Linked DNA regions of Mus musculus: all the other regions are linked to region 1. Evidence: chromatin loops called from intact Hi-C (ENCODE). Cell type or tissue: left cerebral cortex. All regions are shown on one strand. Region 1 holds the start of Foxn2 (forkhead box N2). Region 2 holds the start of Ppp1r21 (protein phosphatase 1, regulatory subunit 21). Region 3 has its middle 24 kb from the start of Ppp1r21. Region 4 overlaps Gm31615 (a long non-coding RNA gene). Region 5 overlaps Foxn2 (forkhead box N2). Region 6 overlaps Gm31615 (a long non-coding RNA gene). Region 7 has its middle 19 kb from the start of Ppp1r21.

Region 1 (4,000 bases):
GATTCCAAGGCTCATAGAACAATCAGTATTTCAGCCAGGCCTTACACTGGAGTGTCCAAGTGTATTTCCAACAGATAAAAAGATACTGTCAACATAAATATAAATTGTAGTACCATGCTGAGGTATAATAATTAAGTTTCTGCAGAACAGTAGAATATTAAGATGGGAGAAAGAAGACTGGAACCAAAGTGTGAAAGTTAACAAAATAAATTTCTTATGCAAGCTTAATTTAAAGGGGGGAGGGGGAGGGGTAGTGGTACACGCCTTCATTCCCAGCACTTGGAAGGCTGAGGCAGGTGGATCTCTGAGTTTGAGGCCAGCCTGGTCTACAGAGAGAGTTCCAGGAACCAGCCAACCAACCAAACAAACAAAATAAATTAATAATAAACAGAGGGTGGCCATTTGGGCGACATTATTAGCATAGAAGTTCTCCCGTAGAAATCAACACCTGCCTTTTCCAAGAAACCTCTCCTACCCTCCCAAGTTTTCTACGACTTCCTTCCCCGCTGACTCTCTTACACTCACTCTTAATCTGACTTTTAGTACGGTTTAACTCCTTGTACTGTCTCAGTTGTGTTTTACTTCTTCAACCTCAAGCCCTGGGCACTCAAAACTATAACTGGAAGACTGTTTGCATTTACATAAAACCCAGTTATTAGTACACAATCTAAAACCAACAACAAAAAAACAGACAAAAAAAATATCACTCTTAAGTTAAAAAAAAAAAAGGACATGAATTTGGGTGGGTGCAAAGATGTGGGTGGATCTGGGGAGTTCCACTGTATGACAGTCTTGAAGAATAAAAATATTATTTTAAAAATAACCATTCTTTTGAGTTGTTAAAACAAACAGCAACGAAACACATAAAGTTAACTGTGGTGGTACACACCTATACAACCAGCTCTTGGGAGACAGAGGCAGGTGGATCAGGAATTTAAAGTTGTCCTCATCTACACGAGAGGCTGATCTCGTCAAGGTCCTGTCTTGAACAAACAAACCGAAACTACATGCAAGCAAGCAACCCAGGTGATGCACCCTACAATTCCAGCATCCATGGTGCAGAGAGGCAGGTGGTTCTCTGAGAACTGCAAGCCAGCCTAATCTACATAGCAAGTTCCAGGACAGCCAGGGCTCCACAGTGAGAGCTTGTCTCAAAACAAAAGAGCCAGGCAGTGGTGGCGCATGCCTTTAATCCCAGCACTTGGGAGGCAGAGCCAGGCGGATTTCTGAGTTCGAGGCCAGCCTGGTCTACAGAGTGAGTTCCCAGGAAAGCCAGGGATACACAGAGAAACCCTGTCTCACAAAACAAAACAAAGCAAAATAAAACACACACAAAAAAACAAAAACAACAAAAGGAAGCTGCAGAAGCAGGAGGGTCACGCCAACTTTGAAGCCAGCCTGGACCACAGAGTGAAAGCCTTCTCAAAACACACACACACACACACACACACACTTGCTGTTTGAGTATTACTTTTAAATTTCACTTTACTTTAAACTGTTTGCAGTGTTCCAGGCTTCCGGCTTTATGTAAATGTCTCTTCACTTCTCTTCAGTTCGTTTACTTTTCTTCCTCAACTATGAACTGTTCTCAGTGGTCAGTGCACACTCACTTTCCAGCCTATCTTCTTTCCTACAGAAAGCTTTACACCCTCTTCGATACCTTCATTAACTTCACTAGAACATTCAAAAGCCCAGTAAACGAAGTCCGAACCATTTCTCCAGAACTCTATAAATGTAAGGGGTTTCCTTCTTAATGGTTTAACAATAACGTAAAACTAAGTAATAACACAAACATGCCATAGAAACAAATTAAAATTGCCGATCAAAAAAATGACGCATGATCTAGACTGTAAAGACATTCTAAATCTTCACTCTCCAGTAGTTTATTTTTTTAACTTTAATCATTTTCTCTTTCACTTTTATATACTATAATTTCCACCTATGAATTCTGCTCAAATCTGACTACATACAAAACTAGTATTTATCCTTAAAAAGATAATTTCATTGCTAATCTGTGTAAAAAGAAACAAATGAGTTTTTTTCATAAGCCCGAAATAATGCCAGAATGTTATCATTTCAGATTCATTAGAATCGCTCGTTATTGGCTTTGAAATTAAAACGATTTTTCTAAAGAGTCGGGGAACTCTTTTTATAAAGACATTGCCCTGTCGCTCTTTGAAGATACCTAACACTGCTGAAATTTTAAGATGAATCATCAAAGTTGCAGCGAATGGCAAAAATGGCAATAGACACCTTACCAGAATTGCAAAGGAAAGCCATTCTACGATTCAGGTGAAACAACTAGATGTGATCGGTTCGGCTTTTTCCACTTCCTCTTATTAGAGCGCAGAAGCCAAGACTATACCATTACAAAGCCCCTGCTGCGAGAGAAGCCTCAAGCTCTCTGGCCGCTAGAGCACTCTATTGCACTCAGCCGGCCACGTGGCTGTCACAATCAGAAGACAGGAGAAAAGAGCACCAACTAACCTGGAAATAATTAACCGCTCACAGCGGAGTTGCAAGTAGGGGAAAAAAAAAAAAAGTCTGTCATTTCTCTGCACTTATGACTCCTCCCACCGCCACCCAAAAGGTGGAAAAAGGAAAGCTTTAAAGCAGAAACCAAGTGCAAGAAGATCTCGAGAGCGCGGCTTCCCAATGAAATTGCTACCCCCAACTCGCGTGAGGTGCGGCGGTGGGAACCCAGGCATTTTGCCGGAGGGCAGCCGGGGGCGGAGTTTGCAGTGCAAGACCGAGCACCGAGCACGTGGACTCCCTGCCCCTAACCTCCCCGGCTCGGCTTCGGGCTGCCGGGCACTGCACGCCGGCCGGCACCCAAGCTCAAGGCCGCGGACCACCGCGCACCCTCCCGGCCCGAGCGCCGGGCCGGAGGGCAGAAGTAACCTCGGCCCCGAAGGAGATGGCGAACAGGAAGTGCACATGTTGCAACGCCGAAACAGTCCAAGTCCCACCCCCACCCCACCCCACCCCACCCCCGGCCCGGGCCAGCCAGGCTTGGGGGCGCCTCCGGCCGCGAGAACCGGGCTGGGGTCGCCACCCCACATCGGGGCCCCGCGCCCGAAGTTTACGCGAGTCCTCCTGGGCACTACTTCTCCGGGCCCAGCCATCCCGCCCGGGCCGGGCCGGGCCCCGGACTGGGACTCCACGCCGCGCGCGTCCCGCTCGGATGGGAGCCGGAGCGGCGACGTGGCTGGCGCGGGCTCCCCGGGACTCTTAGAGCAGCAACTCCCGGGGTCGCAGGTTTCCGCCTGGGCGTCCTCTGCCCTCTGTGGCTCCGACTGCGCGACGCCCCCTCCGGTACGGTCATTACCTCGGGAGAAAACTCCTAACTCCTCACTCCCGGGGACCCGTGCTCGCCTCGGTTCCACACCCCCGGGGCAGCCCACGCTCTGCCGGAGCCGCGCGCCGGGTACACCCCCGCGCAGGGGCGCCAATTCTTCCCGGGACACAAAAATGTCCCGGCGCGTCACGGGACAGCCGCCTCCGCGCCCCCACGCCCAGCGCCGGCCGCACACGCTGCCTCCGCGCCGCGCCGCGCCGCGCGACCCCGGGGACTCACCGTCACTCAGCCGCCGCGAACCAGAGGCGAGGGCCGGGCCGGGCCAGACACAATATGGCAGAGCACCGCAGCTGCTCCCGTGGCTCCCAGCAGCCGCCTCCGGGACACCCAGGCGCGAGCAGGCAGTGGCAGCTGCGGTGGCGGCCGCCGCAGCACCACATCCCCCCCCCCCCCACCCCTCCCGCCTGCTCGCTTCCTCCCCTCCTCCCCGCCCCGCTGCCATGACAACGCGGCGCCAAGGCGCTTGGCCCCGCCCCTCCTTCCGTCCCGCCTCCCGCAGCCCGCCCTTGCCTCGTCCCGCCTCCTACCAGGGCGGCGGCCGCCCCTCCGAGCTGTCGTCCTGCAGGCGGGTGGGGGGGAAGGTGGCGTCCGGAAGGGTGGAGCGGGCTCGGAAGGCAAAGCGAGGGGACGCTGAGGTTTACG
Region 2 (4,000 bases), 86 kb before region 1:
GTCTCCCCCACCCACGATGGGTACCTTCGAGTACTCCTGAGCCAGCTTCTGGTACTTCCCCTGCAACTCTGCGGAGGCCATGGCCTCCCCCGCCCCGTCCAGGCCTGGCCGCCCGGGCTGCCGAGCCCCGCCCCCCGCCCCCAACCCCACACTTGCTCCTCCCGGGCAGGGCTCAGCCAGCTTCTGCAGCACCGCCGCCGCCGCCGCGCCTCCTCCTCCTCCACTTCCGGGTTTCCAGGCGGGAGGGAGGAGGAGCGGGACCAGAGGCGGGGCGACCACCGGGGGCGGGGCGACGTCTTGACATCACCGCCCCGCCCTCTGGTGCTCCGGTTCGCGCATGTGCGGCCCGACGGACCCGCCTGTGCGGTGCTTTTGCCCCTCCTGAGACCCTAGACGCCATGTTGGAAGAGGCGGGAAGATGGCGACCCGTTTCCGGGCGAGCCAGAATCAAGCGGGAGGAGAATGAGTGCCTACGGAATGGATGGAACACCGAAGGGAGAGACAGAGGATGCAAGGAGAAGCATTCTAAGAACATCAAGAATTCTGGCTACCCAGTCCCCTAGTCGCCATAGCAACCGCCTAGCGTCAGTCGCTTGCTTCTTGGAAGCTTGTTTTCCGCCTTCTCATTCATTATCTGGATACCCAGACTTGTGCTACACTGTAAACCGTCCAACCTAGCACATATTTATACCGTTTGCCCTTCTCCCCTTCTCAGATCAGAAAACCTTCATTGTCTTCTGTGTTTTGTCATTGACCTTTCTCTACTCAAATGCCACATGCCCGCCCCTGACCCTTATTCATCTATCAGAACATTTTAAGCCGTAAAAGAACATACAGTTTCTGAAAATTTCTACCACGCATTGAGATGTAAAGACCATTAATGTTTTGTTTTGTTTTTAAAAAAAAAACGGCTAGACTAGATATCTTGAGATACCTTATGATGAAAAACTGCTCCTTTTCATTTAAAATATTTTTGACAGTTCTGTTGAGGATTAATGTAGGTATAGCATTGAAGTATTTCTTGTTAGAATAATATGAATGAAGAAAGATATGTGTTTCTTGAGACATAATATGACAGTTGAAACTAATGAACTACATTTGTACACAAACACATACATATGAACATTATGCTAAATAAGTCAATTGCACTGGGTGCAGCTGTATAAACCTTTAATCTCAGTACTTAGAAGGCAGACAGGCAAATGGATCTCTACTGGTTTACATATTAAGTTTCAGGCCAGCCAGTGAAACTCTGTCTTTAAAAAAAAAATAGTGAATTGTAATATACTATAAATAATCTTAAAAATTATGAAGTGGAAGTAGCCAGACATGTTTAGTCATACCAGCAGTCCTAGCATTTGGGAGGCTGAGGCATGAGGAAGTCAAGTTTGAGAGCAGTCTGGACTACACACACACAGTATGTACTGTGTGTGTGTGTGTGTGTGTGTGTGTATAATCTCCATAATATGTGAAGTAACATTATTCCGATTTTTATTTTATTTAATGTATATGAGTACACTGTAGCTGTACAGATGGTTGTGAGCCTTCTTGTGGTTGTTGCAAATTGAATTTTTAGGACCTCTGCTCACTCCAGCTGGCCTGGCTCACTCAGTCCCTGCTTGCTCAGGCCCAAAGATTTATTTATTATTATATGTAAGTACACTGTAGCTGACTTCAGAAGCACCAGAAGAGGGCACCAGATCTCATTACAGATGGTTGTGAGCCACCATGTGGTTGCTGGGATTTGAACTCAGGACCTTAGGATCAGTGCTCTTACCTACTGAGCCATCTGGTTTTTTTCTTTTTCTTTTTCTTTTTTTTCTGAGACAGGGTTTCTCTGTGTAGCCCTGGCTGTCCTGGAACTCACTTTGTAGACCAGGCTGGCCTCGAACTCAGAAATCTGCCTGCTTCTGCCTCCCAAGTGCTGGGATCAAAGGCGTGTGCCACCACTGCCCGGCCCAACATTATTCTTAAACACATGAATATGTAGTAAAAACACAGAGACAACTAGAACACTGGTTGTTCGGTGCCTCTAGCAGAAAAAGAAGGAAATGAAACAGGACAGAGGAGCATCAACTTGATTTCTCTAGGTTTTTTAAAGTAAATATTATTACCTTTATTATGGAGGAAACGCATCTAGGAAGGCTAAGTCAGCCCTGTGGATTATTTAGAGGTATAATTAAAGTGAAAGCTGTGCTAGCTAGCTTCTCTTTTATCTGGGAGCAATCCAGGAGTTGTTCAGCAAAGAGCTCAGCCTGTATCGTTTCCTGTACAAACTAAAACTGTACACTTTACACTTGCTAATAAATAAGTACTGCCATCCAAACTTCCAGAATAACCGTTCCTGAGAGGAGTGTTAGTTCCCTGTAGCACCACCAAGTGGCAGAATTAAATGGTGTAATCCATTTCCATGGTTTGAATAGGAATGGAAATTTTTTTTATTGTTTTAAAAATGTCATTCCAGAAAATAACATTCCAAAGAAAAACATACAACTTTAGCAAGAGAGTCTGTATGAATTCATATTACTGAATTTAGAAATTTATTTTGACTGGCTGGCTGTTTGATCAGACACATTGTTTTAAAACCCTAGTTGGTAAATAAGAGTAAATTAAAATTAAGATTCTCATTCTCAACTAGTATTAAAAAGGCCAGCCACAAAGGGGAAGAAGGTAATAGCAGCATACAAACCCTACAGCAGGCTCTTGTCCAAATCTGTAAAGAACTCCCAAATATCAATTTTTTTAAAAAGGCCATATCTACATGTTTTACTATTTCAAAGGGTGACTGAGGCATGGGAAAAAGTTAATTGGCAGGTGGGCTTTAATAACCCATAGTTTTGGTGGGGGGGGGAACTCTAGATTATTGAGATTGAAATATTGTGAGGATTGAATTTAAATATTCTGACTGGCAAGATGGCTCAGACAGCGCCTGCCATAGAGACTGACGACTGATTTCAGTCCCAGGATACACATGGTAGGAGATAGCTGACTCCTGCAAGGTGACCTTGGACTTCTGCACATAAGCTATGGCACACACATGCACACATACACACACACACACACACACACACACTAAAATCTTAAATAGGCAAAATTCAATACCATCCTGTCAATTGTTGGTTATCAAACCTAATGAGGGCACAGATCTCTAGAAATTCATAGAAATGGAACAAAAGCTGGTTGTTGCTGACTCTGACATGCTGTGTTCAAGGTCAGTATTCATTATCTGCAAAATGAATCTGCAAATTTGCATAAAATGTGTGTGTAACTCAAATACAACACTCACTAGAGCATCTGCAAGCAGGCAGAGTAGCAAAGATCTGACTGACCCAAAGCCTATATTCCCAACTGACATCCCGCAAGATGATACTAAGTGAATGCTTTGCATTATTTTGTTGAAAAGTTTGCTATTTCAAATGGCCCCAAGCACAATGATGAAGCCTGTTCTAGCCCTAGACAATGTTCCTTAAGGCAAAAAGGGCTAGTTTTAGCTTTATGAAGATCAACGTGTATGACAAAAGTTGTGAGGCTTTAGTCCAGGATGTTAAGTGAATATGGTGAGCACTTTGGAGGCTAAAACAGGAGAATCTCTGTGAGTTTGAGGCCAACCTGGTTTACTTACTGAGTTCTAGGACAGCCTCAACTACATAGAGAGACCTTGCCTCAAAGAAAGAAAGAAAGAAAGAAAGAAAGGAGGGAGGGAGGGAGGGAGGGAGGGAGGGAGGGAGGGAGGGAGGGAGGGGAGGGGAGGGGGGGAAGCAGAGAGCTGTTGACCACTGGTTTAAAATTAATGAAGCAAAAAATATCTATCAAATAACATGCCTTTAACCAAAGTACACTTAAAATATGGTTATGTATGGAAAGGTTCAGGAAAATGTAACCAGATGCTATCAAGAACCTCTGAATTTTCCCCAGGAATAATGCTATTTGTACGTTAATGCTTGCAGCAACGTATGACATATTAACGATGTGAATGTACTGATTCAACTGAGTGTAGATT
Region 3 (4,000 bases), 63 kb before region 1:
TACAGAGTGAGTTCCAGGACAGCCAGGGCTACATAGAGAAACCCTGTCTCGAAAAACCAATAAGTAAATAAATAAATAAAATAAAAATAAAAAAAGAAAATCATTTACAAAATGCCTCCATTGCTAAACAGGAAAGCAAAGGCTGGCCCGCAGTCAAATGGCTCCATCTCTTGCCTTTGTCCATCTACCACGCTGGGAAAGACTTACAGGAAGCCCGCCCCAGACCCAAGGCCAGGCAGGCAGGGCTCCTGGCAGGCCAGGAGGAAATCCTCTGCGAGCAGCTCCATCTGGCCACTGATGGTACACTTCTGTCATCCTGGCACTTGAGACACGGAGGCAAGACGATCAGGCGCTCCAGACCAGCTGGAGATATACAGGAAGATCTTGTCTCAAAAAACAGAAATGGGTCTCTGAGATGGCTGCGGGCAGGGTGGCCCTCGATGCCAAGCCTGGCCACCTTGGTTCGATCTCTGGGAGCCACATGGCAACAGGACAGAATCAAGTCCTATGTGTTGTCCTCTGTGGGAGCACAGCACTAAAGTGTTTGCACACACAGATTTCCCCAGAGAATCCAAGAATGTTAAGCACACAGCAGTCTTTCCAATGGGAAAGTGAGAATTGGAAGTGATCAATAGTCTTGTGATCCTCGTTATCTGTTGGGCCAGGCTATATCAACCAGGACTGCAATATCTAATTGTCTAAATGACCCTTGTAGCCAGAGGCTCCACCAAGTTCTTAATCCAGGACCAGACGTGGTTAATAGCCCAAATGGCCTCTATGCTATCTGTATGACTGAGTCCAGGCCAAAGCATATCTCAAGAAATCACCTTCTTGGAAGAAATGGTATGTGCCCTGAGTCGCGTTTTCATGTAATTATGTCTATTTGGGTGCACCAGGGATTGTATTATACCAGGAAACTTTTCCCCACCAAATTATACTGGGCTTAAATATGTTGGGAATAAACCACCCGATAGCAGACTTGGCTAACAAAGCTGAACGGAATTTCATTCTCTTCTCTTCTCCCTTTGCTTCTCTGCCTGACCCCTGCAGAGACACACACCCCCGCCGCCGCCGCCGCCCCCCCCCCCATCTGACTGCCACACACGTGCTATAGAATGCACGGGACACATACACAGGAATGTGGGGAGGTAAATAAATTTTAATTTAAAACTTTAAAAAATTAATAAGCAAGATGGTGGTGTACACACCTTTAACCCCAGCACTCAGGAGGCAGAGGCAGGTAGATCTCTGAGGCCAGCCTGGTCTACAGATCAAGTTCCAGGAGAGCGAGGGCTACATAGAGAAACCTTGTCTCCAAAAATCAAACCAAACCAAAAAAATACAACAAAAACAAGAAATGTCAAAACAAAACAAGAAACAAGTTGAAGCTAGAAGTGACTGAAGCTGAAGGCTCACAGAGGAGCTGCTGGGCTCGGGGTAGCACAGTTTTTGCCTACTAAGCAGAAGACCCCGGGTTTGTTCTCAACACCAGAGCAAAATAAGAAAGAAAAAAAAAAAAATGAGCTATGGCTCCGCAGGACGCATGTGCGCCTGCCTCCTGCGCATGTTTGTAGCAGGCACACTGAGCACGCAGGGGAGCGGCCATCGCGGCCCTTCACTTCCTTTCTGCTCTTGAACACAGTTCATACCGAAGGGTTTTCCAGGAATAAAGGTTTCAAAAAGAAGCTGGAACTGTGCCTCTGTCAGTCACAGGGCTGGACATCGGGCGCACATCCTTGGCCTCGGAAAGGGACATCTCTGCTGCCGCTGCTGCTATATTTCTGTTGCCCCAGCAATGGTCAGCTCCACTGTCAGGACAAAGCGCAGGGGGCTTTCTGGCCACGTGTCCCAACCTGAGCAGAAAGTAGTAGTGATTTACTGAAGAAGAGGAAGGCTCATGGAGCCTGTTTGTTTGTTTGACTCTCCTCTTCTAGGTTCAGAAACCGTCTGTAGATACAGACCCTGGCATGTGTGTCACTGTGTAGACATGCAAGCACCATTTGTGGATCTCATGGAAGAGTATGGCAAGATTTTAACATGTTTGGGGATTTTTAACGAAGCAGACACCAAGAGGTTAACTGGTGTGCACGAGGCAGGGAAGCCTCTTCAGCCCAGAGTCTGCCCCTGTGGCTTCTGGCCATTGTTTGCCCAGCCATCACCCGGTTGGTTCTGGTGCTGAGGTTCCTGAAGGGAACACGACCCTGGGCTTACAGCACTTGCTGGCCCCATGCTGTGCTGGGAGACACTGCCCCTTTGTGCTGCCCTCCTTGGCACAAGAGGATATCAGGTGGTCTCCCTTCTTCCTGCTCTACTTCGCCAAATCCATCTGAACACATTTCCTGTGCACGGAGCCAGCTCACCAATTATCTGCTCCAATTAAGGACCTCGAGCATGCCTTTAACTCAGCAGTTGCAGCGGGCTGACCGTGGCAAAAGGCAAGGCTGATAATTCTGGCTTGCAGGTCTTCCAATGGCCCTGGGCATGCTGCTCTCCCTGCCTTCTCTGTAGCAAGCAGGGCTTCGAGCATCATAAAGGCCTACGCTTCCCCTACCTAACCCCAGCGCAACTGTGACCCTGAACTGACAAGCACCTACCCGTGTGCTCCCTCTCTCACTGTTCTTCTCTGGAGAGATCAAAAGACAAATGGGGGTGGGGGGAGGCCATTTCTAATCCAGCAAATGCCTCTCGTGTATGCTACCCTGTGAGATAGGATGAAAGATTTGGGCATTTGTCCTAAATGGATAACTCCAAAGAGATTAATATAAGTGTGCTATATGGGAACCAGTTAACACTGCCAATGTAGACATTACTTTGTGGGTGGGGAATAAATCCTAATTAAGATTCAAAAAGCAAAATCCAAGAGTTCTTTGGTTTATATGAAAGTCAAATTCCCAGAAAATTACATGTCTGTTACCACACAAAAAAGTATTGTGCTTATGCATATATAAAATGTTTATAGGGTATATTCATAAATATATGTCACATATGTATATGTTAGAGTCAAAGCACAGTTAATTATAAACATTTTGCTGTCACTGTTGTGTTTAAACTTACATGAACGTAAACAGGATATCCTATATTTACTGAATGTAAGATACTACTTTTATTCATTGTGACAAAAAAAATATATATAACCTTCCTCCCTCCCAAAAATGTCCAAAATGCCCTTAATGTTGTCCTTCAGGGAGCGGTTGCTTAGACAAGGTAAGGGTTTGCTTTCCTCACGAGAAAATCAACCTAAGGACGGAGATTCTTGGGCTGGCTTAACCAAGCTTCTCGCTGCTTCTCTTTCAACATTCCTAGACTCAAATTCCACCTCCAAGTTCATAACTAGAGAATGGTTGCTAAGGCCCAGCCACTGTGTTCATAATATAACTTGGAAGAAGGAAAGAGAGGGAAGAGAAAGAGGAGGGCGTGGGGAGGAAGGGAAGCGGAGGCTTGGAATTCTCACCTCAGAACTCTCTCTCTAGCCCATTGGCGGTCCCCGTGCTCAACGCCATGCTGGAAGTGTGGTATCCACTTGGGCATTGCTGCCTTTCATCTACTGGGTCTGTAGCAAGAAGGAGCGAGGGGACACTGGGTGGGCAGCTGGTCCCCTCTGTGGGAGTGCTTTTCCCACTGGCAGTGCCTGGGAACAACTGAAAATGCTGCCAGGGGCTGGAGAGGTGGCCCAGCCATGAATTGTGGGGAGCGGGTGTGGCGGCAGTCCCAAAGGCGCCAGGGACTGCAGCTAAGTCATATGACTTGCGCGCACTCAACTGGCCAGGAAGAACGACGCTGCTACAGGATCCTTCTGCACACGTTTATTCAGTCCTGTTTCTTCTTTCTCTATATTTCCCTTGTTTATATCTCCCTTGTTTATATCTCTCCCTTGTTTATATCTCCCTTGTTTATATCTCCCTTGTTTTTATATCTCCCTTGCTTATATCTCCCTTGTTTATATCTCCCAATAATAACAATCCTCTCTCGAATAATAATCCTCCCTCTAACCCGGGCCTCT
Region 4 (4,000 bases), 190 kb after region 1:
ACCTGAGCTCAGGCTGCAGAGAAGTGGATGCTGCCCTGCTCTGGTTATGACACAGCTGACCCGCACACAGACTGGCTGGGAACACTGGAGAGATCTGATTGGAACCAACCACCCTGCTAGGGGAAACCTACTGGGATTGCCTACAGCAAGAACACTGCCCTTCCTCCTGCTGCCTGGAGTCTCCCTCTAGTGCCCAGATTGGCAGTTTTTCAGTTAACAGCTTAATAATTAGCTCACCAAACACTCGTGCAATCACACACTAATATGATCTGTCCTGTTCGCTGGGATACCTCAGTGCTTAGTTTCCTGGTATAAAACACAAACGGAAAACATTTGTTGATGAAGGTGGAGCTTACACTAGCTGTTTTCCAGTCTGCATTCAAAGGCAAGAAGAGTCCAAAATAACCTCGGTTGTCCTGCCAAAATTTAAGCTCATTCCTGGCTCTATTTATATTTCTCCCAGTTGGCTCTTGGCGGGGCTGTAGGAGGCAGCATAGATAGCCTAGGGCTTCGGAGAAAAATGCAGGTCCAGTGTAAAATCCCAGCCCCTCTAAGAGTTGAGATTCTCGGGCAAATTACTCAGTACCAAAGGCTTGCTTCCCTCATCTGCAAAATGCAGGTGATGATGCTGTGGGGCTTAAATAAGGCAGTCCTGCGGGGGCATGTGTTCCTCAAGGGCTCCCGCCCCACACCCCAGAGGGGTGGGCCCGTGAGTAGCTTGCCCGGATTTCCTGATCGCTGACCATGGTCCAAGCGGGAGGGCCATGGATTCGCCCATGGCTTCTAGGCAGGCCAAAGATTGTAGCACCTCAGTAGGCTAGGCATGGCACCAGGCAGACAGCTAGAGCCCAAGCTCGGCAGCCCAGGACGGCCCTAAGAATTGCGAGGGAGTTTCCTAACAACCCTATTTCAAATTTCCTAATAGTGGAGTTTCAAAGCCAGCTACCTCCTGCCCAGCACAAACGAGGGTGTGGTTGTGTTCACATTCACACTGAAACAAAAGAAAACTAGCAGAGCACCCCCACCCCCCACCCCTACCCCCTGGGCCTCGCTCAGCTCCGGACATTTTCCCAGGCACCCGGTGCAGCCGAGCTACGGGCACGCCCTACGGCCGCTGCACTTTCCAGAGCCAGGGTGCAGCCTCCCCCAAGGTCGGATCCCAAGGGGCTCCAAGGACCCGGCCCCCGGGTGAGCTGGCCGGTTTGCCTTGCCGAGCTAAGTCCGACCCGCAGTTGCAGCCAGATACTGGCCCAAGGCCTGTGGCTGGGCTCAAAATCGTCCTCTCCCGGGCTGGAATCCTGGGAATGTCGCTGCGGGGAAGCATCTGGCTGGCCTCCGGGCGGCAGGAGGGGGTCAAACCTTTTTCGGGTGATTTTGCACAAAATTCTCCCTACACCAAGGGCTGCGGTCCTGGGAAGTGGAAGCCCAAGGAATGACAAGAGAGCTGCTCGCTCCTTCTCCAGGTCGCCTTCGTCATGTCTAACTCCCGATACGCTGCCGGCGAAGCAGACAAAATGCCTTTTCCCCGTTCCGAAGACCCCTTCTTTGTGTCTATGGAAGTTCCTTCCTCGGTTGCGAACCATCTATGCCACCCGAGCGGGTCTTTCCAGCTGGATTGTCGCCACCTCGTGGCTACCTTGGTCCTTCGTCCCCCTAAGCCCTTTGCTCTCTTTGGTCTCAAGCCTATTTTTCTTTTCTTTCTACAACCAGCTATGGACTGAAACTTTATAATCCTGTTCTCTGGGCTTAGGATGTGAGCTGGGATACCTCTGTCCCCTTCTTTCTGTTACACCGCTCGCCTTCTTAAAGAGAAACGAAGCAGGTGCTAGTTGGAGGGCAGGAGTCACCGGGTTGGCAAGCCTGTGGGGGCTCGGTGTGAGGCGCCAGTCCTCTCTCTACCAATTTCCCATGAGACAAACTGATGATTAAGAAGACAAACGCACTCTGTCTTGTTCCTACTGGTTAGTGATGCTATTACACTCGATGAGTATTATTAAAGGACCCCTGTCATTAGAGACTCCCTGTTATTATTGTTATTATTATTTAGCATTTATAATGTATTCCTTATTTTCAAAACACACTATTATCTCCCTGGACTTTCCAAACACAACTGAGCGGCAGGCAGGTGACAACTTCATAAAATAGGGAAACTGAGGCACTGTAATTAGTACAGAGTTATTGGATTAATGAGTCAACAGTAGTCATTTCTCCCCAGAAGATTACTGCCTTACTCTGAACTCATGGATTCCAGTAAATGGTGATCCTGGTTTGGGAAGCTAGTTTCTCACACTCACTTTTATGACCCACTTGTAATCACGTTAGAAACCCAGTCAGGGAAGTCTTCGCACTTATGAGTCATTACTTCAAACTCATTACTGGGCACCTGGGCCACCTTAATTGTATTTTATTTTACAAGTCGAATTATTGTGATTATTGTTACTTAGTATAATAAGTATTTATTGTATTCTGCTAAAATGTATATAATGAATCTCTGTTTTTAAAAAGTAGTAACATTAGTAAGATGGATATATTTTGATCTAGAGAACAAATAGCTCTCTTTCTTTCTTTCTTTCTTTCTTTCTTTCTTTCTTTCTTTCTTTTTCTTTCTTTCTTTGTTTGGATTTTCGGGACAGGGTTTCTCTGTGTAGCCCAGGCTGTCCTGGAACTCATTCTGTAGACCAGGCTGGCCTCAAACTCAGAAATCCATCTGCCTCTGCCTTCCAAGTGCTGGGATTAAAGGCGTGTGCCACCACCACCGGGCAACAAATAGTTTTCAAGATAATCACTCTTATTGTTTGTTACCACAGGCATTCAGGAAAAATTAACTATATTATATATGTGTAGATATTTGGTTGTTTCAAGACAGAGTTTCAGGCCCTTTGCTGTCCTGGAATTCACTTTGTAGACCAGGTTAGCCTTTTGAACTCAGAGATCTGCCTGCCTCTGTCTTCTGAGTGCTGGGATTAAAGCACCTAACTTTGATTATATGATTTTAATGCTGAAGCCTATCAGCCTTTCAGAGACAAGAAAGTTCCCAAGCTTTGCTTCTAGTTTTAAGAAATCTCCAGTCTTAGCCGAGAGTGACTCAGTCCTAGTACTTCGTAGCCGAATCCCTTTCATAACTGAGTTTCCACTCCCAAGGCAGTAACAACATATGGTCATTTCCAATGTTGTATCAATATACGAAGATTTCTACCAATGTTCTATCTTCACAGAAAGGAGCTGTGTCGAGCACTCCGTCTCCTTCCTTCTGGATGAAAGAGATCTGGCATCCTGGAAGTCTCCAGTGCACAGCTTCGGCCTGTGTGGTTTGGAGAGTTGGGAAGTTTATCCGTCCATCCTGCTGCTTGGATGCCAGCCACGCAGGAGTCTCTCATACAACCTTTCTGAGTTTTTCTTTTTACCCATTTCTCATCTCAAATAACAAATTCCTAAAGGCATAATTTCAAAGAAGTTGCTCATCAGTTTAGGGGACCTGGGCCAACCTTCCCAACCTTCCCTTGTGCCCATTCATTCATTCATTCATTCAGAATGCATATGTTGTGTGTCCATATGCTGCATATTAATAATAGCTCCTTTCTTCAGTAAGTTGGGGCTAGCTCATTCCTGCGCAGCAAAGCTTCATGGTTAATTCTTGTTATTCTTACTCTGTAGTGAGAAAACTGGAGCTCCCAGAAGATGCCTATCATAGCACAAGTAGACAGGAACCTGGGAACATGCATGAGACTGCAACTCCCAGCTACTCTGACAATCAAAGCCCTGCGTTACCTTCCTGCACCTGTCACATGGAAGCATGATGAGAGGATGAAGCGGGTAAATATGAGCAGATTACTAAATTAATTTATTTATTTATTTATTTATTTATTTATTTATTTGGTTTTTCGAGACAGGGTTTCTCTGTATAGCCCTGGCTGTCCTGGAGCTCACTCTGTAGACCAGGCTGGCCTCGAACTCAGAAATCCACCTGCCTCTGCCTCCCGAGTGCTGGGATTAAAGGCAT
Region 5 (4,000 bases), 49 kb before region 1:
ACACACGCGTATTTCAGCTACTGAAGACACTGTGCGATTGCAGGGTTTCTTGCAGCCTCATTGTGCTTGGCTGCTGAATTAAGTCCTAAGTTAAACGCTCTCTCTTCTTGGTAAATATTTAGTATACAGCATTGTCACTGCTGGTATAATTGGATAATTGCTTCCAATTAATGCTCTATTTCAGAAGCGACAACTCCATAGGAAGCTTAGTTGAGCTGTAACAAAGGCAGACCCCCATGGGAAACTGAAGAGAACAAATTCCGTTTTGTAAGCAACTAGAGAGACAGAGACAGAGACACGGGGCGGAGGGGTGGGGGTGGGTATGATATATTCTCTACAGTCCCGATTATAACATCCACGAATAATGAAGTGCATGTTGTCGGTTGAAACCCGAGAGGACGACACTCCGCTCTACCCAAAGCTGGCTGTAAGTAGCTGAACATCACTATTTCTTGCTTGAATAACCAGCTTGTTCTTAATGAGAATTAAAGCTAGTCCTGAGGACATTCATCTAAAACCAGGGAAAGAGCATTTACACAGAAGCCAGGACACAGGAATATACTTAGAATTATCAAGCATTTTTAGGAAAAAAATTCATAAAATTTCCTTTAAAAATCAGATCGCAGGTAGCTGTGCTGCATTCCTTTTATCTCAGTGCTCTGAAGGCAGAGGCAGGAGGATCTCTGTGAGTTAGAGGCCAGCCTGGTCTACAGAGTGGGTTCCAAGACAGCGAGGACTACACAGAAACATTAGGTCTTGAAAAACCAAACCAGACCAAACCAAAAAACGATCAAACAATAGAACGACCCAAACAACCCTCCCTAACCCTCAAAAAGTCATTCAGATTGGGAGATGGAGAGAGGTCTTGGCAGTTAACACCACCTACTGCTGTCTGAGGTCCCTGGTTTACTTGCCAGCTCCTAGCTCACAAAACACCAGGTAACTCATTCCAAGGGTCCAAAGCCCTCTCCTGCCCTGCAGTGAGCAGCCATATGCACATCTGTGTAGAGAAGAATACACATACAGAAATAACAAGTCTTAGAAAAAATGAAGACAGGGACTGGAAAGATGGCGCAGAGGTTAAGAACACCTGCTCTCTCCCAGAAGACGAGGCTTCAGTTCCCAGGACCAGAGAGAGGAAGTGGCTCACAACCATCCTTACCTCCCATGCTAAGGCATCTATCTGACCCTCTTTGGATCCCCACGCACCAGGAATGCTTGTGGTATACTGTGGGAAAACTGATAACATACGCTTAAGTCCACTATGACTGGATAGCCTTTGAGCTTGGTGAAATATGGGAGACTCCCTTCCGGTCAGCAGGGCTTCTCCTTCTCTGACCTTGTCCAGGGAATTCTAAGCCCCTACACTAGCCTCTACCTGAGGAATGTCACGTTGCCTCAATTAGTTTATGAGATCAATTTCCTTTCTCCTGACAAAACCTGTTCATCGAGCCCCTGAGATTCCCTCAATTGCTTCCCCATGCTGAAGAGGTATTCCAGGTACCCTAAGCCCCCAGCCAACAAGTGACCTTTGTCCATCCTGGATGTCCCTACCCTCAGTCCCCCAAAACCTTATGAGCCTTCAATCACCCTAAGTAAAGTTGATCTGCCTCCTGACAAGCAGTCGCAGTGTGGTCATTCTGACAAGGGGTCCCAAGTATGGCCATTTCCCATACGTACTCGCAGGGTTTCCAAACCTATCCCTATCCCTACCTACCTCACTGTTTCTGCTCCCCTTGCCTTTGAGGACTGAATTGGTAGACCATCCACCAGCGTGAGGAGGCCCACAGTGTACATTCATACAAACACTCATACACTTAACATAAAATCAACCTTTAAAAAAGAGCGTAGAAGGGCTGGAGAGATGGCTCAGCAGCTGAGTGTGTACTTCCACAGGATGTGAGTTCTAGTCTTCATGGCCACATGGCAAGTTTGTAACTCCAATGGTTTGAAGCCCTCTTCTGGCTTCCTTGGGCAATGCATGCATGTGGTGCATAGATGTACATGCATGCAAAACATCCATACATACAAAATATTTTTTTAAAAAATGCTAAAAATAGGGAACAGAGCAGAATTCCAGACAGCTTTCTTCTTTCTGTACATTTTGTTCTTTCACCCTCCTGTGACCCTCAGACAGACCCTGGCCCTAGACAACTGCCTTTCTGGTTTCTGTTTCAACGTGGCCCGACTTCACATTGTCCCGTGTCCTACCTTTTAAGGACGAATGTTCTGCTGTGCATCTCCCCTTTTCCCTTTACTCACCTTCTGATGGACGACGTGCTGTCATCTAGACGTGGTTCTGTTGAGTAGTGTCACCGTCAATGTTGCCAGGGTTTTAGGGCAGAAGCCCTGGTTTTGCAAGTCTCAACAGATGACCCTTACCTACATCAGACATTAAAGGCACAATGTGGTCAGATTAGGAAAAAACAGGGAAATGGGTTTAGTGACACCCTCCCAAGTCTGTCTTCAAGCTGCTGACGTTGAGATCTTACAGAACGAGAAGTGAAGGGAGCTGGAGCAGGTACTCCGCGGGAGTGTGTGATTTTGCTCAGCGAGTGATCGATCACTCATCTTGGTCTACTTCTGCAAGGGGAATCTGTCAAAGTCGGTATTACTGTCATCACTGAGAACAAGCTGGTTCCTATGGGATAGAAAGTCTTGCTCTGCGGAAAAGCATCGCTGTGATTCCTGTCATCTTGTTAGGCTTGCCAGGAAGCTGAAGAGCAACTCAGCTCTTTCATAAAGGAAAGCGGGCAGTAATAGAAGACTCAGAGTGGCCAAACGGCGTTGATCAGGCTAGCGAAGGGTGCCTTCCATCCTTCCACACTCTTGAGTATGTGCCACAGGGCTCGAACTGGATCACATAATAACCTTATTTTTATTTTCTTGAGTCATGTTCACATTGCTTTTCAAAGTAACCATTTGTAATTATTCAAGACCTCTAGTTCTCCTACATCCTCATACAAATGCCAACAATCTCACTCTCACTCACGTGTACACACACACACACACACACACACACACACACACAAAGTAACAAAACTTCAGCCTAGAGGAACGGCGATAGCCCGTAAGCCAAGCTTTGACGTGGCTGCTGCAGGAAGATTTGGAGTTCGTCAGTCGCTAGGGCTACATAGTGGGACCCTGACACAAAAAACAAATAAATAAGCTAGGGGTTCACCATCTGCTCATCTGGCAAAAGCACTTGCCACAAACTGAGATCCATCCCCCAAAGCCACGGTGAAATGAGAAAACCAACTCCCCAAAGCTGTCCTAATTTTTACACTCACCGGCGTGTGAATGCATGCACACACACAAACTACTTAAAGGTCAAAATATATAACACTTAAAAACTCACAAATAACAAAGCACAAAGTGTTATAAAACGACATTTATTCTGCAACTTTATCATAATGAATTGCATCTCTTTGGTAAAAATAAACTTTATAAACATTTTAATAGTCAGAGATTAGATACAAAAACTAAATGTTTGTAAGTTGCTTCTGCTATAAGCAAGGCTGGCAACTGAGAAGTGGTTCACTTGTGGCTGGTCATCTATTGGCAGTTAAACTCAGAAGATTTTATGCTACATCAGAAAAAAAACAATTTAATAACAAATTTCTTCAATCAAAAGGTATTCTTATACTTTAGTTTAAAAATAAATAATAGGTACAATGAATTGGCAATTTTACATTTTATACACTATATGATGGCAACATAATACTTTAAAATTAAGCACTCTGTTTAATAAAAAAGTACAACAATTTTGAAAACAAGTTTGACAATGGCACTGGCAGTTAGATGCAAAGAATATTCTTGAAAAATGGCAGGGATAACATTAAAATATTCTATTTTGCCTTTCAATAAATATTTGACTACATCATTAACATACTGGAGTAAACTTTAATTAAAACTTAAACATTTCAAAATTAAAAAAAAATACCTACGACATACATGTAAACCTGAAAGCCTCAAAAGTCGCTTTATATAGTTTTCAAAA
Region 6 (4,000 bases), 110 kb after region 1:
TAAGATTTGCCACCCCCCCACACACACACATATTATCTCATCTAATATTCCAAAACCCTATGTGCTCTCTCGTTCTCTCTCATCAGCTGAGGAGACTGGAATAGATGTATAACTGAGTCTAAATTTGCCAAGTATGTGCTAAACAGGCACTGAGTGATATAAAGGGGAAACAGGTGATAGTTTTTCCTCTTCTGGAAACTTAAAGACTTGCATGGATGCTTGAAATATAAAGCAGTTAAGAAGCCACGTGGGCTAGGCGTGGTGGCGCTCGCCTTTAATCCCAGCACTCGGGAGGCAGAGGCAGGCAGATTTCTGAGTTCAAGGCCAGCCTCGTCTACAAAGTGAGTTCCAGGACAGCCAGGGCTATACAGAGAAACCCTGTCTCAAAAAACCAAAAAGAAGAAGAAGAAGAAGAAGAAGAAGAAGAAGAAGAAGAGGAGGAGGAGGAGGAGGAGGAGGAGGAGGAGGAGGAGGAGGAGGAGGAGGAGGAGGAGGAGGAGGAGGAAGAGGAGGAGGAGGAGGAGGAGGAGGAGAAGGAGGAGGAAGCAGCAGCCACCACATGGTATAGCATGAAGCTAAATATTAAAAGACTCAGGGTGGTCTGAACCAGCTAAAGAGTAACTTGTAAGATAAAATGGGTTTGTAGACTTGTGGTCAGAATGCTGTGTGGTGAACCAGCATATGTGAGCTTGGCGAGCAGAGAACTGGGCAGCATCCACATCGCAGAACACAGTGGTGGACTGTGAGGTCCCTTGAGCAGGCTAAGGGGCTGAGATTCTGATCTATGCAAATGGCAACACAGCCAGCCAGGGGACAACACATATGAGGGTGGGACATTTTAAGGGAAGAGATGATAGAACTTCTTGATTGGCTGCAAGTGATGAGGGAGAAAATGGGACAGAAGGAATTCATCCCTTAATTAGTGATGAATGGGGGTGGGCCCAGCCCACTGTGGGCAGTGTCATCCCTTAGGCTGGTGGTTCTGGGTTCTATAAGAAAGCAAACTGAGCAAGCCATGGAGAGCAAGCCAGTAAGCAGCACTCTTTCATGGCTCCTGCCTCACGGTTCCTGTCCTGTTTGAATTCCTGTCCTGATTTACTTCAATAATGAACTCTGATGTGGAAGTGTAAACGACATAAACCCTTTCTTCCCCCAAGTTGCTTTGGTTATGGTGTTTCATTACTGCAACAGAAACCCTACCTAAGACATACTAGAAAAACAGAAAATTCACATAATTAGCTCAGTGTTGGAAGAACGTTATTTCAGGCAACCTGAATCCATGTCCCCGGGCTGTGTCACCGTATTTGGTTGGAGAACAAGCTCTCCCTTGTTCCCTTTGATGTAGAGATAAGAGATGTGTTTTTTGCATTAACACAGAAGATATACAAGAGGTATACTTGGCTAGGTTCTAACAAGACAGGCACAGCCAAGCAGTTAGGATAACATGATCTTGTGCCTGGGAAGGGAAGAATTCAGTTCAAGTTAGTTGACCTGTGTGTCTGCTCTGAGACCCTGTGAGCTACTAGGTCAACGGTGGCAGAAAACGTGGTGTTAGCCTCAGGGAGCTAAAGGCTGGTGATACACACATCCACTAGAAGTGATTACAAAACCTGACACACAGTGCTTAGCACATGTGTGGGGCACAGAGAAGATGATAGTCGCTGACTCTCGGGGCAGGTAGCTGAGAGGCACAGCCGTGGTGGAAAGATGGAAGCCATGACTCAAAGTTTGGAGGAAAAGGCCTGATATGTCAGGGCTTAAGGTTATGGAAGGCTGGAGAGATGGCTCAGGGGTTAAGAGCACTTGTTGCAAAGGACTTGGGCTTGGTTTCTAGCACCCACATGGTGGCTCATAACCATCTGTGACTCCAGTTCAAAAGATCCAGTGCCCTCTTCTGGCCTCCACAGGTACTGCATGCACATGACAGTTGTCACTGCCATATGCATAAGCTATACTAAATAAATCTTACCCTCACCTCCGCCAAAGGATTTGTCTTTTAAGAAAAGAAGGTGATCTCTGGTCAGTCAAGGGAGGACTGAGGAAGGGAACTCAAGGTCTTCAGAGCACTGATCTATCAAAGGGAACCCGAGATTTACAATAGGGAAAAACAGGAGTGAGGGATGGTTATGCTTGGCCTACTTAGAGAAGAGAAAATCAGACCTCCTGGGGTACAGTCCTTGGAGCCTTTTGCTCAGTGAGACTGGCTCAGATCTGCGCTCAGGAATTCTGCCCTTTCAAACTCGGCTTCTTCGGTCTGACTAAAATAGCTCGCTTGTTGGGTCTCTGCCAGCTATCACAAGCTTCTTTGACCCATCTTCCAGACAGCTGTTGGGTGCTTTGCTCGTAGGCACATCTGATGTCACTGGCCGGCCTAAGATTCCACAGTAGCCTCCCGCCGTCTGCTGGGATGCCCCTGCTTTTCAGCATTGCCCACCCCACCCATGTGGCACTGCCAGAGGCAGATGTTTAGGGATAAAGCTAGGCTGGAATCCCTTGCTTCCACGGGGAGGGTCTTATTCACGTTATAAACCCTAGCTTCTTCCCTACCTTCCTTTTGTCATTCCCCTCCCACCCACCCTCCTTCCCCACCTTCCCCACTTCCCATCCCCACCCCCTCTCCACACCATCTTTCTCTCTCCAGTCAGGACTTCTCTGAACACATAGTTTAGAAGGTTCCCACCAAAATGTCTGTTCTTCAGCACCTGCTTCGGGGCAAGGCTACCCTCCCCTTCCTATGCGCCCTCCCCATCCCTCTCCAAATTTGGCTGTTTTGACGCTATCCTGCCCCTGCCAATTTCCCCTATATCTTTCCACATGTCTGTTCCTCTGCCCTGGGACCTGCCTTTTCCAGGTATTTCCAACAGACAAGCAGTGCCTCAGAAACCTTGTCAGACTAACCCAGAACAGGACGTCACGGCTGCCCCTCAGAACTGAAGCCCTATCGCTGTAAATGGTTGTTAGCACGTGCCGCTGTAACAACGCGTTTAAAATATGTTTCCTTAGAGATGATGACATGTTGATATTAGGATAAACTACGTGAAACTGCCAATGTTTGACCATCTTCCGTATATAAAAAGAGTAATTTCATGTGGTCTATCTTGTAGATTTTAACCGGGTCAATCTGACCTCCAGGTCAGTACGGTTTCCTACAGAGAGCAGCAGCAGGATTGGAGTAGCTGAGGGGAACAAAAGGCAAGAAAGAGCCTGGGGAGAGGGAAGGCCAGGCCCACACAGCTTCACAGTAAGGCAAGCTGGCTAGAGCTGGAAAGGATGCGCTCAGAGCGGCCAGCCTATGCCCCCACCCCCATTTCCTCCCACCCCCACCCCGCATGGCTCACTGCTCTTTGTATGAAGAGAAGGTCGTGGTTATTTAATTTCTTTAGCTTTTCCTGTAGACTTCATTTTAGCATTTATAAACAAAATCATCCACACATTTTTTTTTTCTCTTTCAATTAAAAGTAATCCAAGGGAAGGGACTTAATTTGTTTTTGTTTTTCTTATTTGGTCTTTGAGGTGGAGTTTCCTTTGCCCTGAATGAAATGTCACTTGCTGTGTAGACCAGAGGCTGATCGGCCTGGAACTTGTTGCCTCTGCCTCTCAAGTGCTGATATTTCAGGTGTACACTGCTATGCCTCAGAATTTTCTTAGAGATAGGTGGGAAGAAAGAGGCAGGGTGGGCAGAGCTGATCTCATGAATAGAGATTGCTCTTCATTTATTTTACAAGATCCTATTTTGGGTAACAGCAGCTTTCATGTGAAACTCCTTGCCCAATGATTTGAAAAGGAGGAAATTGTTTTTATGTTTTGGAATAGTGCTTAATTGCCAGGAACATGAATTTAAAAACAACAAAAAAAAAAAAAAAAAAAAAAAAACCAACAATGGAGGCATTGCTATTGAAGCCTAAAAAGAAAGCTTGTAGCTCCATTACTGCAGTCCAAGGCAAAGGCAAAATTAATACAATTTACAAAAAAAGTTATTATCAAAGGGGAAATGCCCCCC
Region 7 (4,000 bases), 69 kb before region 1:
CCAGGGCTATACAGAGAAACCCTGTCTTGAAAAACAAAACAAAAAAACAAGATGTACACACAGATTTGCATGCACATACACATAGACACACACAAACACATGTGAACACACACACACATGCACACAAAGACAGACACATGAAAAGACAGAGCATTTTGATTTATAGCAGTTCCACCTGGAAGCAGTCTAACTGCCAAGCAGTGGATATCTATGGATAGGATACAATGTAGCCACAGAAAAGAATGAACCACGGTGTGGGGGAAACTCAAAGCATCATGTAGAGTATGAAAAGCAGCACACAGCATTCTGCAATGACCTTCTTAATATGGGATTTAGAGCAGGCAAGACACCCAGCAAAAGAACCAAGAACAGTGTTCACTGAGTGTCATAGGGGCCACTCTGTGCGGTCATGGACATGTTCTTTAGCCTGGGAAGAAAGAGGATCAGTTGCAGCACACTTGTCAAAATTCATCCAACCGTGTGTGGAACGACTACGCGTTTGTTTATAAAAATGTATAGCAATTATTTATCTATGTGTCTATGTGTGGGGATAAGCATGTGTGTGTCCTATAGGCACTCATGTGGAGGTCAGAGGACATCTTGCCCGAGTTTGTTCTCTCCTCCCACCATGTGGCCCTCCGGTGATGGAACTCAGGTTAGCAGGCTTGGCAGCAAGTGGCTTTACCTGCTGAGCTAGCCTGCAAACCCTAGCTGGGTGTTTCAGTGTATGTAGGGGAGTGTTATTTGAGGGAGGGAAGGATGGGTGAAAGAGAAAAGGAGAGAGAGAGAGAGAGAGAGAGAGAGAGAGAGAGAGAGAGAGAGAGAGAGAGGCAGGGCACAGAACTAAGAGACAGAGCAACACAGTGCTGTGTGGACTTCTGGGACCCACAAACAATTGAGAAACATTTTGAAGAAAATCCCAAGGTGAGCAGAGTGCAACCCCAGTAGACCACTCTAGTGTATACTAGATGTGGCGAAGTGTGCTAGAAAAGCCCCTCCATTCCAACAACGTATCCCACAGCCTTAAGGTAAAGCAACATAATACTCACATGGGTTACATTTGTGCAGGGAAGAAGGAAACGGGAGTAAGGGGAGTGGCAAAAACTGGGGTGTGCCAAACTCCATGTTCTGACACACGGGCCTAATAGTTATTTTCACTTTTCTCTAGTGTCTATTCTAAAAATTTCACAGCCAAAAAAAAAAAAAAGTCTTCGGAATACAGGAGACTCAGTCGCAGTAATGTCGATCAGACTAGAGACCCCTTCTCTGCTTCGGCTTTGGGCAGATTGTTCACTTTTATTATTAAAATCCACACACCTGGTGGGTTATATTTCATTTTTTTGTTGGTCGGTTTTGAGTCCCAGGCTGGTCTAGAATTTGCTGTAAAAGCCAAGATTAGCCTTGACGACTCCTCACTCCATGGTCCAAGAGCTGGATGGGATGGCAGGCATGAACCACCGGTCCACCCACTAACCACTCAATGCCCCAGCCCAGCCAACAGATATTTATTAAGAAATAACCACAAGCCGGGCGTGGTGGCACACGCCTTTAATCCCAGAACTCGGGAGGCAGAGGCAGGCAGATTTCTGAGTTCGAGGCCAGCCTGGTCTACAAAGTGAGTTCCAGGACAGCCAGGAGTATACAGAGAAACCCTGTCTCGAAAAACCAAAAAAAAAAAGAAAGAAAGAAAGAAAGAAAGAAAGAAAGAAGGAAGGAAGGAAGGAAGGAAGGAAGGAAAGAAAGAAAGAAAGAAAGAAAGAAAGAAAGAAAGAAAGAAAGAAAGAAAGAAAGAAAGAAAGAAAGAAAGAAAGAAAGAAAGAAAGAAAACCACAAACGTCCCACAAACCTATCGCCCCTCTTCCCTATTTTCAAGGTCTCCGTTCCATTGGCTTTCTCAAGCTGTTTTCTGCCTGGTATAACCTCATTTTGCCACCAGGGAGCGCGCCATCACCAAATTTGCAGCCACTTGAGGTGACAGTCCTGAAACTGGTTACCAATCTGAGGCACGCCCATGACCACTGGTAGCAATTGTTTAGGCACGTCTCTCTAGTGACTTCATCTTTTTCAGGAAACAATTAGCCTGTTTGAACAGAACAGGTTAGGCAAATTCTTAACTGGAAAATCAGTAAGTCCTTTTGCAGGGCGTGTTGGGACACTTTGCACTCTTTCAGCTGAGTTAGGGTGTGGACCCTTTGTCCTCACGTGATGGCTGGGCAAGGAGGCAAATAGCCCTCTTATGCAGGCACAACCCTTCCTTTGTCCTGGGCGGCCTGGGCAGCGTTGGGGGCGGGGAGCACCTGTGGCTGGGATGAACAGACCCAAAGCAGTAAGGGGTCACAGACCAGACGCTGCAGCCCCCTCGGCCTTTTCTTCCTGGAACCCAGCGAGTTCCGGGCCACCTTCAGAAACACAAGCAAGGCTTTTAGACTAGGACAAGGGGCTGGAGGAGAGGGTGAGAGTTGAAGCACCCTTCTCAATGCGATTTGCCTGGGCTATTTCCAACCTGTTCAAGAAAGCCCTTGGAAATACGGGGTGCTGAAGGCCTGTCTCAGTCTGACCGCTGTCCCCCAGATCCGTACAATTCAGTCAGTGTGGATTCTAACCCCTTGCCCGCACCCCCACTCCACCGACGGCTGCCCGGTTTTCTCTATGAAGCAGCTACATCCAACGCTCTCTCCCAAACCCTGTGAGTTCAGGTTAAGGGTGCTTTGCGGACTCCCAGCAATTCTGTCTAAGCTTTAACTACAGTCATACATCCCCACACTTCTGACTCTCACTAAACTCTAAGGGACATAACGACTTGTTTGCTTTTTTGATACACACTCATTTGCCCAGCTAGCCTGGATCTCTAAGAAAATCTAAGGGTGACTTATAACTCCGGCCTCCCTGAGTGCTGGGATCATTATGCCAGGCAAGCACTGAACCCCCATAAAGCCATTTGAAAATTAAAAATATCCTCCACGTCTGTCATTTTCTCCCCTGAGACTGTGCAAACAGACCCCAAGGATCGCAGCGCTGGGATGTAAGAAAGTATTTGAGAACAAGAAACCTTCTGAAAGCCCCTCATCACTGAGGCACTGCCTCTGTGTACAAAACAGGCCTGGGGAGCAAGGGAGAGGAAGGCTTCGCAAAGACAGGAATGACAGCTGATGAGAGAGATTGGGAGGAGCACGACAAAGGATACTTTTTTTTTTTTCCCCTTTCTGGTGCTTTCTGTAGTCACGCCTTCAATCCCAGCACTGGGGAGGCAGAGACAGGTGGCTCTCTGTGAGTTCCAAGACAGCCTTGTTTACTTAGGGGGTGGGTTCTAGGTTAGCCCTATCCAGAAAGAGAGGAGAGAGAGGGAGGGAAGGAGAGAGAGAGAGAGAGAGAGAGAGAGAGAGAGAGAGAGAGAGAGAGAGAGAGAATATACCTGTCATGTTCAAAGCTGAGACTACAGAAGACCACCATCTTTTGTCCCACATTCTCCAAATCTCCTGATCCCTGCCCACTCCGGGCCATCCAAACGGTGCTATCACGAGGACTGTGATAATTAAATTCTGGCTGTCGGGCTGACGAGATGGCTCAGTGGGTAAGAGTACCCGACTGCTCTTCCAAAAGGTCTGGAGTTCAAATCCCAGCAACCACATGGTGGCTCACAACCATCCATAACGAAATCTGACGCCCTCTTCTGGGGTGTCTGAAGACAGCTACAGTGTACTTACATATAATAAATAAATAAATCTTTAAAAAATATATAATATAAAAAAAATTCTGGCTGTCATGTGCACTGGGCACTGAGGTAGGTACTGAAGAATTCATATACAGCCACAGTCGGGGCTGGGTAGTGAGTGAGACGCTCCCGTGGTGGAGAGAAGTGTAGAGCTTGGCAAGATTACAAAGGAGATGGGAACTGATCTGGTCCCCCAGTCAGTGGGTACATGAGTGGCTTACCGAGGGACACTGGGTTGAGCTATGGGACACAGCTGTACAGAGGACAGTCAAATACTTGACCTCCTGG

What was found. Peaks named below come from ENCODE experiments on the same cell type or tissue, not always from the same donor. Only the 100,000 strongest peaks of a DNase experiment are listed, where the experiment ranks them.
Region 2: a loop joins it to region 1, with 2.3 times the contacts of the local background. A loop is called at or near these places in 10 of 42 quality-filtered maps.
Region 3: a loop joins it to region 1, with 2.7 times the contacts of the local background. A loop is called at or near these places in 16 of 42 quality-filtered maps.
Region 4: it touches region 1 in a loop (5-fold over the local background); 14 of 42 quality-filtered maps call a loop at or near these places.
Region 5: a loop joins it to region 1, with 2.6 times the contacts of the local background. A loop is called at or near these places in 10 of 42 quality-filtered maps.
Region 6: a loop joins it to region 1, with 2.1 times the contacts of the local background. A loop is called at or near these places in 6 of 42 quality-filtered maps.
Region 7: it touches region 1 in a loop (5-fold over the local background); 16 of 42 quality-filtered maps call a loop at or near these places.

What each region holds. Positions count from the first base shown.
Region 1 is chr17:88,440,462-88,444,461 of GRCm38, reverse strand. It overlaps Foxn2 (forkhead box N2), which reads right to left and starts at 3,758. Exons shown (of 6, transcript NM_180974.5): 1 at 3,578-3,758. In left cerebral cortex, a CTCF peak has its summit at 2,398; DNase peaks (open chromatin) are centred at 2,443, 2,684 and 3,864; H3K4me3 peaks cover 2,295 bases; H3K27ac peaks cover 1,317 bases.
Region 2 is chr17:88,526,343-88,530,342 of GRCm38, reverse strand. It overlaps Ppp1r21 (protein phosphatase 1, regulatory subunit 21), which reads right to left and starts at 219. Exons shown (of 22, transcript NM_028658.4): 1 at 25-219. The coding sequence starts at 81. In left cerebral cortex, a CTCF peak has its summit at 2,383 (motif pointing left); DNase peaks (open chromatin) are centred at 305 and 2,354; H3K4me3 peaks cover 1,009 bases; H3K27ac peaks cover 744 bases.
Region 3 is chr17:88,503,851-88,507,850 of GRCm38, reverse strand. No RefSeq gene overlaps it. Among named protein-coding and RNA genes, the nearest start is that of Ppp1r21, 24 kb to the left of the region's middle. In left cerebral cortex, no CTCF peak of the experiment used is centred here; a DNase peak (open chromatin) is centred at 2,290.
Region 4 is chr17:88,253,511-88,257,510 of GRCm38, reverse strand. It overlaps Gm31615 (a long non-coding RNA gene), which reads left to right. Exons shown (of 7, transcript XR_877113.1): 4 at 3,216-3,813. Among named protein-coding and RNA genes, the nearest start is that of 1700116H05Rik, 52 kb to the left of the region's middle. In left cerebral cortex, CTCF peaks have their summits at 209 and 1,621 (motif pointing left); DNase peaks (open chromatin) are centred at 372, 1,034, 1,115 and 1,614; H3K4me3 peaks cover 1,942 bases; H3K27ac peaks cover 1,970 bases.
Region 5 is chr17:88,489,907-88,493,906 of GRCm38, reverse strand. Foxn2 (forkhead box N2) reads right to left here. Exons shown (of 6, transcript NM_180974.5): 6 at 3,374-4,000. Among named protein-coding and RNA genes, the nearest start is that of Ppp1r21, 38 kb to the left of the region's middle. In left cerebral cortex, a CTCF peak has its summit at 1,977 (motif pointing left); no DNase peak of the experiment used is centred here; H3K27ac peaks cover 60 bases.
Region 6 is chr17:88,328,225-88,332,224 of GRCm38, reverse strand. The region is part of intron 3 of Gm31615 (a long non-coding RNA gene); the gene reads left to right. Among named protein-coding and RNA genes, the nearest start is that of 1700116H05Rik, 23 kb to the right of the region's middle. In left cerebral cortex, a CTCF peak has its summit at 1,901 (motif pointing left); a DNase peak (open chromatin) is centred at 2,273; H3K27ac peaks cover 530 bases.
Region 7 is chr17:88,509,423-88,513,422 of GRCm38, reverse strand. No RefSeq gene overlaps it. Among named protein-coding and RNA genes, the nearest start is that of Ppp1r21, 19 kb to the left of the region's middle. In left cerebral cortex, a CTCF peak has its summit at 1,936 (motif pointing right); a DNase peak (open chromatin) is centred at 1,942.